Regions from separate parts of the Homo sapiens genome. Here region 2 is linked to region 1. Evidence: read pairs that join two places in POLR2A ChIA-PET (ENCODE). Cell type or tissue: GM12878. All regions are shown on one strand. Links, peaks and the distances in the headings refer to the core of each region. The heading gives the core; the rest is flanking DNA.

Region 1 (5,381 bases), core at 137-5,136:
GGTAGGAAGGAATAGGAAGTACTAATGAGCATTGAGTCTCCTTTTGGGTGATGAAATGTTCTGAAACTGGATGCTGGTGGTGGTTGCATGACATTATGAATGTACTGTATCATACACCTTAAAATAGTTAAAATAATACATTTTATGTTATGTGTATTTTACCACAGTAAAACAAATAGTACTCTATCTTTCCAGAAATGATGATGATTATTATTATTTTGAGATGGAGTTTTGCTCTTGTTGCCCAGGCTGGAGTGCAATGGCGTGATCTCAGCTCACCACAACCTCTGCCTCCCGGGTTCAAGCGATTCTCCTGCCTCAGCCTCCGGAGTAGCTGGGATTACAGGCGTGCACCACCATGCCCGGCTAATTTTGTATTTTTAGTAGAGACGGGGTTTCTCCATGTTGGTCAGGCTGGTCTCAAACTCCCGACCTCAGGTGATCCACCCGCCTCGGCCTCCCAAAGTGCTGGGATTATAGGTGTCAGCCACGCACCTGGACTGTAATGAGTTTTATTAGTTTGTTTTTTGTCTTTGTTTGTTTATAGGTTTATTCTTCAGAAAATTTTAAAGTTTTGTTGTTGTTGTTGTTGTTGTTGTTTTTTGAGACAGAGCTTTGCTCTTGTCACCCAGGCTAGAGTGCAATGGCACGATCTCAGTTCACTGCAACCTCCCTATCCTGGGTTCAAGCAATTCTCCTGACTCAGCCTCCCAAGGGGCTAGGATTATAGGCACCTGCCACCACACCCGGCTAGGTTTTTGTATTTTTAGTAGAGATGGGGTTCTGCCATGTTAGCCAGGCTTGTCTCAAACTCCTGACCTCAGGTAATCCACCCGCCTCGGCCTCCCAAAGTGCTGGGATTACAGGCATGAGCCACCACGCCTGGCTAAAGTTTCATACACTCAAATTTATCAGTGTTTGCCTTTATGGTTTCTGTATTACATGGCATGCTTAGACAGAGCTTCTTCATTCCACGATTATAAACATATTCAACTATATTTTCTTCTTGTACCTTTTTTATTTTTTATTTTTTTGAGACAGGGTCTTGGTCTGTTGCACAGGCTAGAGTGCAGTGGTGTGGCCATAGCTCACTGCAGCCTCTCCTGGGGCCAAGATTCTCCCGCCTTAGCCTCCTAAGTAGCTGGGACTACAGGACACAGCACCACACCCGGTTAATTAATTTATTTTTTTAGTGGAGAAGAGGTCTCACTAAGTTGCCTGGGTTGGTCTTGAACTCCTGGGTTCAGGCTATTCTCCCCCCTTGGCCTCCCAAAGTATTGGGATTACAGGTGTGAGCCACTGTGCCATCCCCTTTACTTTTATGGTTTCATGTTTGACATTTAGGTTTCTATTCGTCTGGGATTGATTTTGGGATAAGGAGTGAGGTAGCAATATAATTTAAATGGTTTTCCCAAATGGAAAATGATGTGTAGCCTGTTGTCTCAATACTATTTAATGAACAGCCCTTTTTTTCTCCTTTGATTTGAAATGCCAGCTTTAAAGTATTAATTCATATATTTTGGGTCTATTTCTGAATTTTTTTCCTGTTGGTTTATCTGTCTATTTCTCAGTCTACAATGCTTTGTTAACCAGAAGTCGGCATTCAATTTTATGGGGTCATCAATATAAATACTACTAAATTTGACATAGGTAACTCTTGGAAGTTAGAACACAGGAAAGGAAGGGTGGAGTCCCTTCATGTCTGAGACACTAGATGTTGATTCAGGAGGAAATATCAAAAAATTGATTTTTTAAACCAAGGCTTCCTGAATAATATTTTTTGTTGATAAGGCAAATACACATTAAATGTCTGATTTTAACCATTAGTTCTGTTGATTTTTGGCTGAATGAAAACATCAAAGTTTGAAACTATGACTTTATGTTCAACTTATTTATTTTCTTATATTTCTCACAGGTCATATATTTACAAAACTATCAAAAGCAGGAACTTGCAACCCTGAGGGACTCTCTCTAGGTATGCAGTGTCTTCCTCACACAAGGTTAGCAGCTGCTAGGATACTAATGCTCAGGGCTTTCAGTCTTATCAGTGATGACCTCGATAGAAACTTGAGTATATTTCCCTCTTTTTTTTTTGAGATGGAGTTTCGCTCTCGTTGCCCAGGCTGCAGTGCAATGGTGCGGTCTTGGCTCAGGGCAACCTCCGCCTCCTAGGTTCATGCAATTCTCCTACCTCAGCCTCCTGAGTAGCTGGGATTACAGGCATGCACCACCACACCCGGCTAATTTTGTATTTTTAGTAGAGATGGGATTTCTCCATGTTGGTCAGGCTGGTCTTGAACTCCTGACCTCAGGTGATCCGCCTTGGCCTCCCAAAGTGCTGGAATTACAGGCATGGGCCACCATGCCCGGCCAAAGCTCTCCATTGTTCTTTCTAACCCGGGGTCAGAAGTGTGGAATGCTTTTGCCTTGAGATGTTTTTATTCCAGCAAGAAGGCTCAATTTTAAACACAAAATGTACTTGTTTTAGCTCTGTGCTCCCAAACTTCCAAAGGGAAGATCTTTTATAAATTTGCTGGATTCTCTGTGGGTTTGTGTTTATTAACTCCCACCATTTGCAAAGTATTTTGTGGTGGCATAAACATCATTTTAAAACAGGAAGTTAGCTTTTAGTCATTAGTCTGAAATCAAGTGTTTCAGAAGAAATGAAAAGGCTTCAGCCAGAGGAGACTTTAACATGACAAAAGTCACAACAGGAAATTAGGTGACTCTGGCTTGGCCTCTCCATTCACAGCTTTTGGGCATGTTCATTCATTTTGTCCATCTCTTAAATACCTACTTTATGCTCAGCCTCATTTAACACTCTAGTGTACACCAGTCAAAGAGCTACTCAGTCAAACTGCAAGGACTCTGTTAATACACAGGCTTCTCATGTACAAAGGTGGGGAAAAGAGGCATTATTTTCACTGCTATACAAATATTCTGATGTGTGAATGAACCATGATTCATGTATTCATTCTCCTGATGATAGACAACATTTTGGGTTGTTTCCAGTTCTTTTCTATTGCAGACAATGCTGCAACGAACAATCTTGCACAACCCCGTCGTGCACATGTACAAGAGTTTCACTAAGGCAGCAGTCCTCAAAGTGTGATCCAGGGACCCACAGGGGTCCCCAAGGCCCTTTCAGAGGGTCCACACGAGCAAAACTATTTTCTTTTTATTTTTTCTTTTCTTTTTTTTTTTTTTTTTGAGACATAGTCTTACTGTCACCCAGGCTGGAGTGCAGTGTCACAATCTGGACCCACTGCAACCTCTGCCTCCTGGGTTCAAGCGATTCTTCTGCCTCAGCCTCCTGAGTAGCTGGGATTATAGGCGTGCGCCACTATGCCCGGTTAAGTTTTGTACTTTTAGTAGAGACAGGGTTTCACCCCAGGCTGGTCTCCAGCTACTGACCTCAGGTGATCCACCCACTGTGGCCTCCCAAAGTGCTAGGATCACAGGCGTGAGCTACCGCTCCCAGCCGCAAAACTATTTTCATAATAGTTTTCACTCTCATCCTGTCAGGGGTATGCTGTGGAGTTTTCTGGAGGCTGCATGACACATCCACAATTATCTGAAAAGGCTATTAAAATACTCCTACCTCTTCTAATTACATATCTGGGTGAGGCTGGAATTTTCTCATATACTTCAACCAAAACAACATATTGCAACACTTGAATACAAATAGAAATTCTAGCTGTCTTCTAGTAAGCCAGACAATAAAGAGATCGTAAAATATGAAACAATGCCTCTCATCTCCCTAAATTTTAACATAAATAGAATTTTTTTCATAAAATGTGTTAATATCCATTGAGTTTATTTTTTATTTTAAAGCTGATTTTAACTTTTTTAAACTTTTTAACTTTTTTCAGTTTTAATTTCTAATACTGTAAATATAAATAAATACAGCCCACGTGAACAAAAGCTTTTTGGGGTCCTTGATAATTATTATCAGTGCAGTGGCATGATCACAGCTCACTGCAGTCTCAACCTCCTGGAGTCAAGCAATCCTCCCAAAGTGCTGGGATTGCAGGCATGAGCCACTGTGCACATCCTGATAATTTCTAAGGACATAAGAGTCCTAAAACCAAAAAAATATGAGAAGTAGTGCCCTAGGGTATATATACCCAGGAGTTGTGACGTAGGTGCATATTCATCTTTAAATGGTAACTCTAATAACCACTGATGATTAAGTTCAATTTGATATCATTTGTATAGAGCCCCCCAAAGCAGTACAACTAAACTTTATACAGCTCAGAAATGCATGCAGATTGCTAAAATTGAAAAAAAAAAATAGGCAAGGTTAAGCTCAAAATGTAGGATAGTTGGCCAGGTGCGGTGGCTCACGCCTGTAATCCCAGCACTTTGGGAGGCTGAGGCGGGTGGATCACAAGGTCAGGAGATCGAGACCATCCTAGCTAACACAGTGAAACCCCGTCTCTACTAAAAATACAAAAAATTAGCCGGGCGTGGTGGTGGTCCCCTGTAGTCCCAGCTACTCGGGAGGCTGAGGCAGAATGGTGTGAACCCGGGAGGTGGAGCTTGCAGTGGGCTGGGATCATACCACTGCACTCCAGCCTGGGCGACAGAGCAAGACTCCGTCTCAAAAAAAAAAAAAAAATTGTAGGATAGTGGTTACCTTTCACGGAGAGGCAGGGGGATGGAGGGAAAAGGGACAGATTGGACTGGTCTGAGGTACAGTGTTTAGTACTATGCCTTATAACTCACAGATATGCTGCCTTTTTCTTTCATATGTGTTAAATATGACATACTTTCTTATTTACTAAAAATAAGAAAGAAACAGTTTCTGCCCACAAGAGGCTCCCTGTCTGGTGATTGTGAGTGGAAATCACATTCCTCTTCCCTCTGAGTTTCAGCTCATTGAGAAACTGATCAGGAATCAGATCAGCTGAAAGTCCAGGCTCTATTATCTGCAAAGCTGGATTAAAGAATGTGGAGGCCAGTGGTTTTCTCCTCCTTCCTACCTGATCCAGATGGTCCTGTGCAAACCAGGGAGTCCCCTGCTGACCTCTCCACAGGTGGCAGGATCTGTCTGGTGGAGGAGGAGACCCAAAGTTATGCAGGCATTAGGGGATGGCGCCTGTGATATCAAAACCCAGATCTATCCTCCTCCAAGGGTGATGGCTTTTGCTGACCCTTCTGGGCCTCAGTTTCCCTTCCGTAAAAAGGGAGTAACATCTTACAGATGTGTCATGAGCACTAATCGTGTATCCTAGCACAGGGGTTGGCTTTCCTCCTTCCCTTCAAGTGCAAGGTCAGGCTACACCCCTAGGATGACTGTACCCACCTCTCTGGGTTTGGCTGTTCTCAGCCACTTTCAGGGCAGAGATCTATCCTGAGAGGGCAATACTATGACTCAT
Region 2 (5,381 bases), core at 218-5,217, 390 kb before region 1:
AAAATAGCCAAGAGCCATATTCCACTATGCTAACAGTACTTATTCTGGGTGATAGGATCATGGGTGTATTATTTTTCCCTGTTTACTTATCTATATTTTTAATTTTTTCTACAGTAAATATATATTATATAATTATTAGCTATTGCCACAATAATACTGCATAACAGACCAGCCCCAAATCTCAGTAGATTACAACACAAGGATTTATTCTCAAGCTCACAGTTCTGCAGATCAACTGCAATTTGACTGACTTAGGTTGGGCATGGAAGGGCTGCTCTGTCTCAGCCCCGCCCTGCTAAATCAGTCAAATTGCAGTTGGACTAGGTCTGGCTCCTCACTGCAGGTCAGGCTGTATGCCCCACGTGCCTTCATTCTGGGGCTCTGGCTGAAGGGGCAACAGTTATAAAAGCTTGCTTCGCTTCACCTTCCAGCTTGTCAGAGCCCAAGAGACAAGCCAAAATGCACAAGCATGTATAAAGCCTCTGTTTACCTCATTTCCTAACATTTTATTGGCTAAAGCAAGTCCTATGGCCAAGCCCAACACCAATGGGGCAGGGAAGTATATGCCACCCACAGTGGGAGTGGGAGGGGAGTGGGTATATTCTGAGTACTAACCCAGTTTATTGCTTATTACTTGTATAATAAAGCAAACATAATGTGCTTTGTGAGATGTTTTGATGTTATCCACGAGAGAGTATCCTACGGGGCTCCCCAAGGTTAAGAAAGTGGAGCCATTGTAGAATTTTATAGTTAGAGGATAGAATTAATGTGTTTTCTTTGTTTGTTTGTTTGTTTGTTTGTTTGTTTGAAACAGGGTCTCACTCTGTCACCCAGGCTGGAGCGCAGTGGCACAATCCTGGCTCACCGCAACCTCCGCTTCCCAGGCTCAAATGATCCTCCCATCTCAGCCTCCCAAGTAGCTGGGACTACAGTGTGTGCCCGCACACCCGGCTAAGTTTTTGTGTTGTTGGTAGAGACTGGGTTTTGCCATGATGCCCAGGCTGGTCTTGAACTCCTGAGCTCAGAGCTCCACCCACCTTGGCCTCCCAAAGTGCTGGAATTATAGGCATGAGCCACCACGCCCGGCCCTGAGGATAGAAATAATGTGAAAGGGGTAGGCTGACCCTCTCTTCCTTCTCCTCCGTCCCTTTAAGATTACCAGACACGACCATTTATGGCACCTACAGGCTCATAAAGGAAGGCGGAAAACTCCCACACAGCCTCATGGGCCATTCTCGCCAGAGGCCCAGGACCTTGCTAGTTCCCATCCAGATCTGTCTGAATTCACTTCCTGCTGACTTCCTTTCTCTTGATTTCTCTCAGTTCATCCAGTCATTCATTCAAGTTCTATTTATTGAGCACCTACTATGTGCTGGCACTCTTCTAGCCGTGGGGTTATGTTGGTGAACAAGGCAAGTGTTGATAAACAAGGAAGTCTTTCCTCACAGGGATTACATTCTAGTGGGGAGTGGGGTGGGTGCCCGGTAGGGGAGAAATGCTAATATCAAGTAGTGTGAATGCTAAGAAGTAAGTAAGATGGGAGAGTGCAACAGAGAGTGACAGGGCGAGGGATGGCTACTTTGGATAGTGAGGTCAGGAAAGGCTTCACTGAAGAGGTGCTGTTAGAAGTTACTGGAAGATGCTTCTTAGGAACTGATATTTAGGTCTGGGCTCTCCAGACCTTGACTCTTAGTCCCTCTCAAGAATTTGGCTTGGGTTCTCCCTACTGTTCGCTCTCCACTTTGGCCTGCTGTGGGGAGCTCTCCTGTCCTAGCTATCTTCCAACCAGCTTCCCACTGGGTCTGGTGCCCAATCGGCTTAGCCAGTCCTCAACAAAGAGGAGACTCAAAAAAAACCCTAGTAGATCAAGCCAGTCACTTACCGAACTCCTATTGTATACCAAGCTAGTAGGCGTTTATTGAGCACTTTCTGTAAACCAAACCAATAGGCATTTATTGAGCATCTATTGGATGCCAGATCAACAGTCATTTATTGAGTGCTTACTGCATATCCAAACCAACAAGTGTTGATTTACTGTGTTCCTGGAACTGAGAAGAAAACAAAACTATTGCTCTCTAGAGACTTGCAATCAAGTTGTGAATGCAAATGTTACACAAATGCAGACCATTAGCTATAAAAGGCAGGACTTACAACTGTAAGTGCCATGTTGTACAGAACAGCGTCCCAGGAAGCTAGAGACAGCCTAGAGGTCATCATGCAATGGAGTAGCCACAGAAGGCTTCATGGAGGAGGTGAAAATTGAACTGGGCTTTAAGGACTGGATAGGATTTAGATAGAAAAGAAAAACAGGGGCGGACCACAGTGGCTCACTCCTGTAATCCCAGCGCTTTGGGAGGCTGAGGCGGGCAGATCGCTTGAGCCCAGGAGTTTGAGACCAGCCTGGGCAACACGGCGAGACCCCATTTCTACAAAAACTACACAAATTAGCTGGGTGTGGTGGTATGTGCCTATAATCCCAACTACTAGGAGGTTCAGCTGGGAGGATCACCTGAGCTCAGGAGGCTAAGGCTACAGTGAGCCATGTTTGCACCACTGCACTCCAGCCTGGACAACAGAGTAAGACACCGTCTCAAAAAAAAAAAAAAAGAAAAGAAAAATAGGGACTAGAGTAGCATGGCCCAGGCCTGGGGGCAGTTGTGTTTTGGAACCCTCGGATAGAATTCTGAGCATTCATCATTTGGGCCTGGTGTCTTCTCCTTTCTGGTTTGTCAGCATTCCTGTAACAGCCAGTCGCTATGACCCCTTTCTTCTAGGCCATGGCTAGATTCCTTGGCAGTCATAATTTGCCTGAGCAATCCAGGGCTGACATAATCTGGCTAATGTCAGAATGGGCCACCCTGCAGAAAGGTGTTTGTGATGCTCTAGGTGGATAAGAGCATAAAAACCATGAAGATTGGCCTCAGGATATGCAAGTGCAGTGCATTTTTAGTCCAGGTGTTCTCTCCTCTTCTCTCAGGAGTCCTTAAAAACACTCATGTTCGGCTGGGCGTGGTGACTCATGCCTGTAATCCCAGCACTTTGGGAGGCCAAGGCGGGCAGATCACCTGAGGTCAGGAGTTCGAGACCAGCCTGACTAACATGGAGAAACCCAATCTCTACTAAAAATATAAAAAATTAGCCAGGCATGGTGGCGCGCACCCGTAATCCCACCTGCTAGGGAGGCTGAGGCAGGAGAATCGCTTGAACCCAGGAGGCAGAGGTTGCAGTGAGCCGAAATTGCACCACTGCACTCCAGCCCGGGTGACAGAGTGAGCCTCCGACTCAAAACAAAACAAAACAAAACAAATTCATGTTCATTTCTTCAGCCTGGAGCCTTGAGACTGCAGCCAGGACTATTTAGAATTCATAGATTCGAGATATGGGCTCAGTGGCCTCTTTATATATTTCTGAAAGCAGGAAGAATTTTATATCATTATTTTATTACTTAGATGATTAATAATATTCATATTATTAACCGTGTTACAATTTCAGATTTTCTGCTTTCCAGAAAATGGTCATGAGAAAATCTGAACTTGTAAAATGACTCCATTAAAGATAATCATTTTTTCACATTATAAATATTTATCCAGTACCACTCTGTATAGTCTGGGTCTGGGGGAAAAAAGGGAATAAGCCATAGATTCAGGGTTCTTTGAGATAGGGAGCCCTCTACCCCTTAACTATAAAGCTTAATATAATTTGTGGAAAGAGCTCTTTATACAGCTTTTCAGGAAGCTTGCTCTTCCTCCTAGTTGGGGGTGTCTGTACCATCTGTAGGATTACTTTCTATTTCATTTATTTTCAGGTCACAAAGTCTGTGCAGCACTCAGGAAGCTTGGAACATTGTCATTGTGGAGGGAATTGTTCAGACCTGAGGCAAAATAAAAACCGAAACTGAAGGCCAGGTATGGTGGCTCACGCCTGTAATCCCAGCACTTTGGGAGGCCAAGGTGGGTGGATCACATGAGGTCAGTTCAAGACCAGCCTGGCCAACATGGTGAAACCCTGTCTCTACTAAAAATACAAAAATTAACCAGGTGTAGTGGTGTGTGCCTGTAATCCCAGCTACTCAGGAGGCTGAGGCAAGAGAATCGCTTGAACCCAGGAGGCGGAGGTTGCAGTGAGTGGAGATCGCGCCACTGCATTCCAGCCTGGGCAACAGAGTGAGACTCTGTCTAAACAAAACAAAACAAAAATAACCTGAAACTGAGAGGTAGGTGTAAAACAGGCTGGAAGATTCATTTCAAGATATAAATAAACCTACGTAGACTTTCTTCCCCACTTGAGTCCCAGGGAAAAGTGAGAAGCAGCCAGGCAGGCACAAAGAGATCCCTGAGATTCCAGAGGCAGCCAGTCACTCCATCTGGAAGGAAGCAAGGAAGCTGTGGGAGGGAGGAGGGCTAAGGAGTTCTGTCCTGTGCTGTTTAAAGAAAACCAGGCAGCAGCTCACATTAGTCCCCGACATTTCCATTTCATGGCAGGTGGCACATGGTGCAGAAGAAGGATTATATAGGTCAGTCTAAGCCCAGCCAGCTACCACTAGCTGTATGGCTGTGTTAGCCCAGGTCTTCCAAGTAGCAGACATCAAGACAGGGTTAGACTGCAGGAGATTATTCGGTAAGTGTGCAAAACTGGAGAGGGAGCTGGCAAGGCTGAGAGAGGCGTCAGACGTCAATGCAGGTCTGACCCATGTGATGGAGAGAGGGAAGGAAGGAAGGTTACATCAAAGTATCTTACACGGCAGTGCAGTTCTAAGAAAGGTCAACAAGGCCAGTGGATTAAGGGGGTCCTTGAGCTAAAGATTTCCTTCAGAGCAGTGCTGTCAATCTCAACTTCCAGGTCGGCCTTAGTATCCCCATAGGCGGATACTAGTGGGAAGTATGGCCTCAGGGGAAACACCTCAGGTGACTTATCTTACCTCTCTGAGTTTTGGTTTCCTCAATTATAAAGTGAAGGTTTTTGAGAGGATTAAATAAAATAGCATATTTAAATTAAAGTGTTTACAGCCAGGGTGTGGTGGCTCATGCCTGTAATCCCAGCACTTTGGGAGGCTGAGGTGGCTGGATCACAAGGTCAGGAGATTGAGACCATCCTGGCTAACACGGTGAAACTCTGTCTCTACTAAAAATACAAAAAAAAATAGCCGGGCGTGGTGGCGGGTGCCTGTAGTCCCAGCTACTCAGGAGGCTGAGGCAGGAGAATAGCATGAACCCTGGAGGTGGAGCTTACAGTGAGCCGAGATTGCGCCACTGCACTCCAGCCTGGGTGACAGAGACTCTGTCTCAAAAAAAAAAAAAAAAAAGTGTTTAGAATGGAATCAACTGCCTAATAAATGTTCAATGAACATAAATTCCCTTCCTTGTCTTCTTGTACCCCATCTT

The links. ChIA-PET counts read pairs that join two places held together with the same protein. Peaks named below come from ENCODE experiments on the same cell type or tissue, not always from the same donor. Only the 100,000 strongest peaks of a DNase experiment are listed, where the experiment ranks them.
Region 2: POLR2A ChIA-PET joins it to region 1 with 5 read pairs; 2 of 35 experiments call an interaction of 5 or more read pairs at or near these places.

The regions. Positions count from the first base shown.
Region 1 is chr15:63,481,277-63,486,657 of GRCh38, reverse strand. No RefSeq gene overlaps it. Among named protein-coding and RNA genes, the nearest start is that of USP3, 21 kb to the left of the region's middle. RefSeq lists an enhancer at 5,090-5,239. In GM12878, for the core only: no CTCF peak of the experiment used is centred there; DNase peaks (open chromatin) are centred at 2,023 and 2,717; H3K4me3 peaks cover 344 bases; H3K27ac peaks cover 3,140 bases.
Region 2 is chr15:63,872,271-63,877,651 of GRCh38, reverse strand. No RefSeq gene overlaps it. Among named protein-coding and RNA genes, the nearest start is that of MIR422A, 3.9 kb to the right of the region's middle. In GM12878, for the core only: no CTCF peak of the experiment used is centred there; no DNase peak of the experiment used is centred there.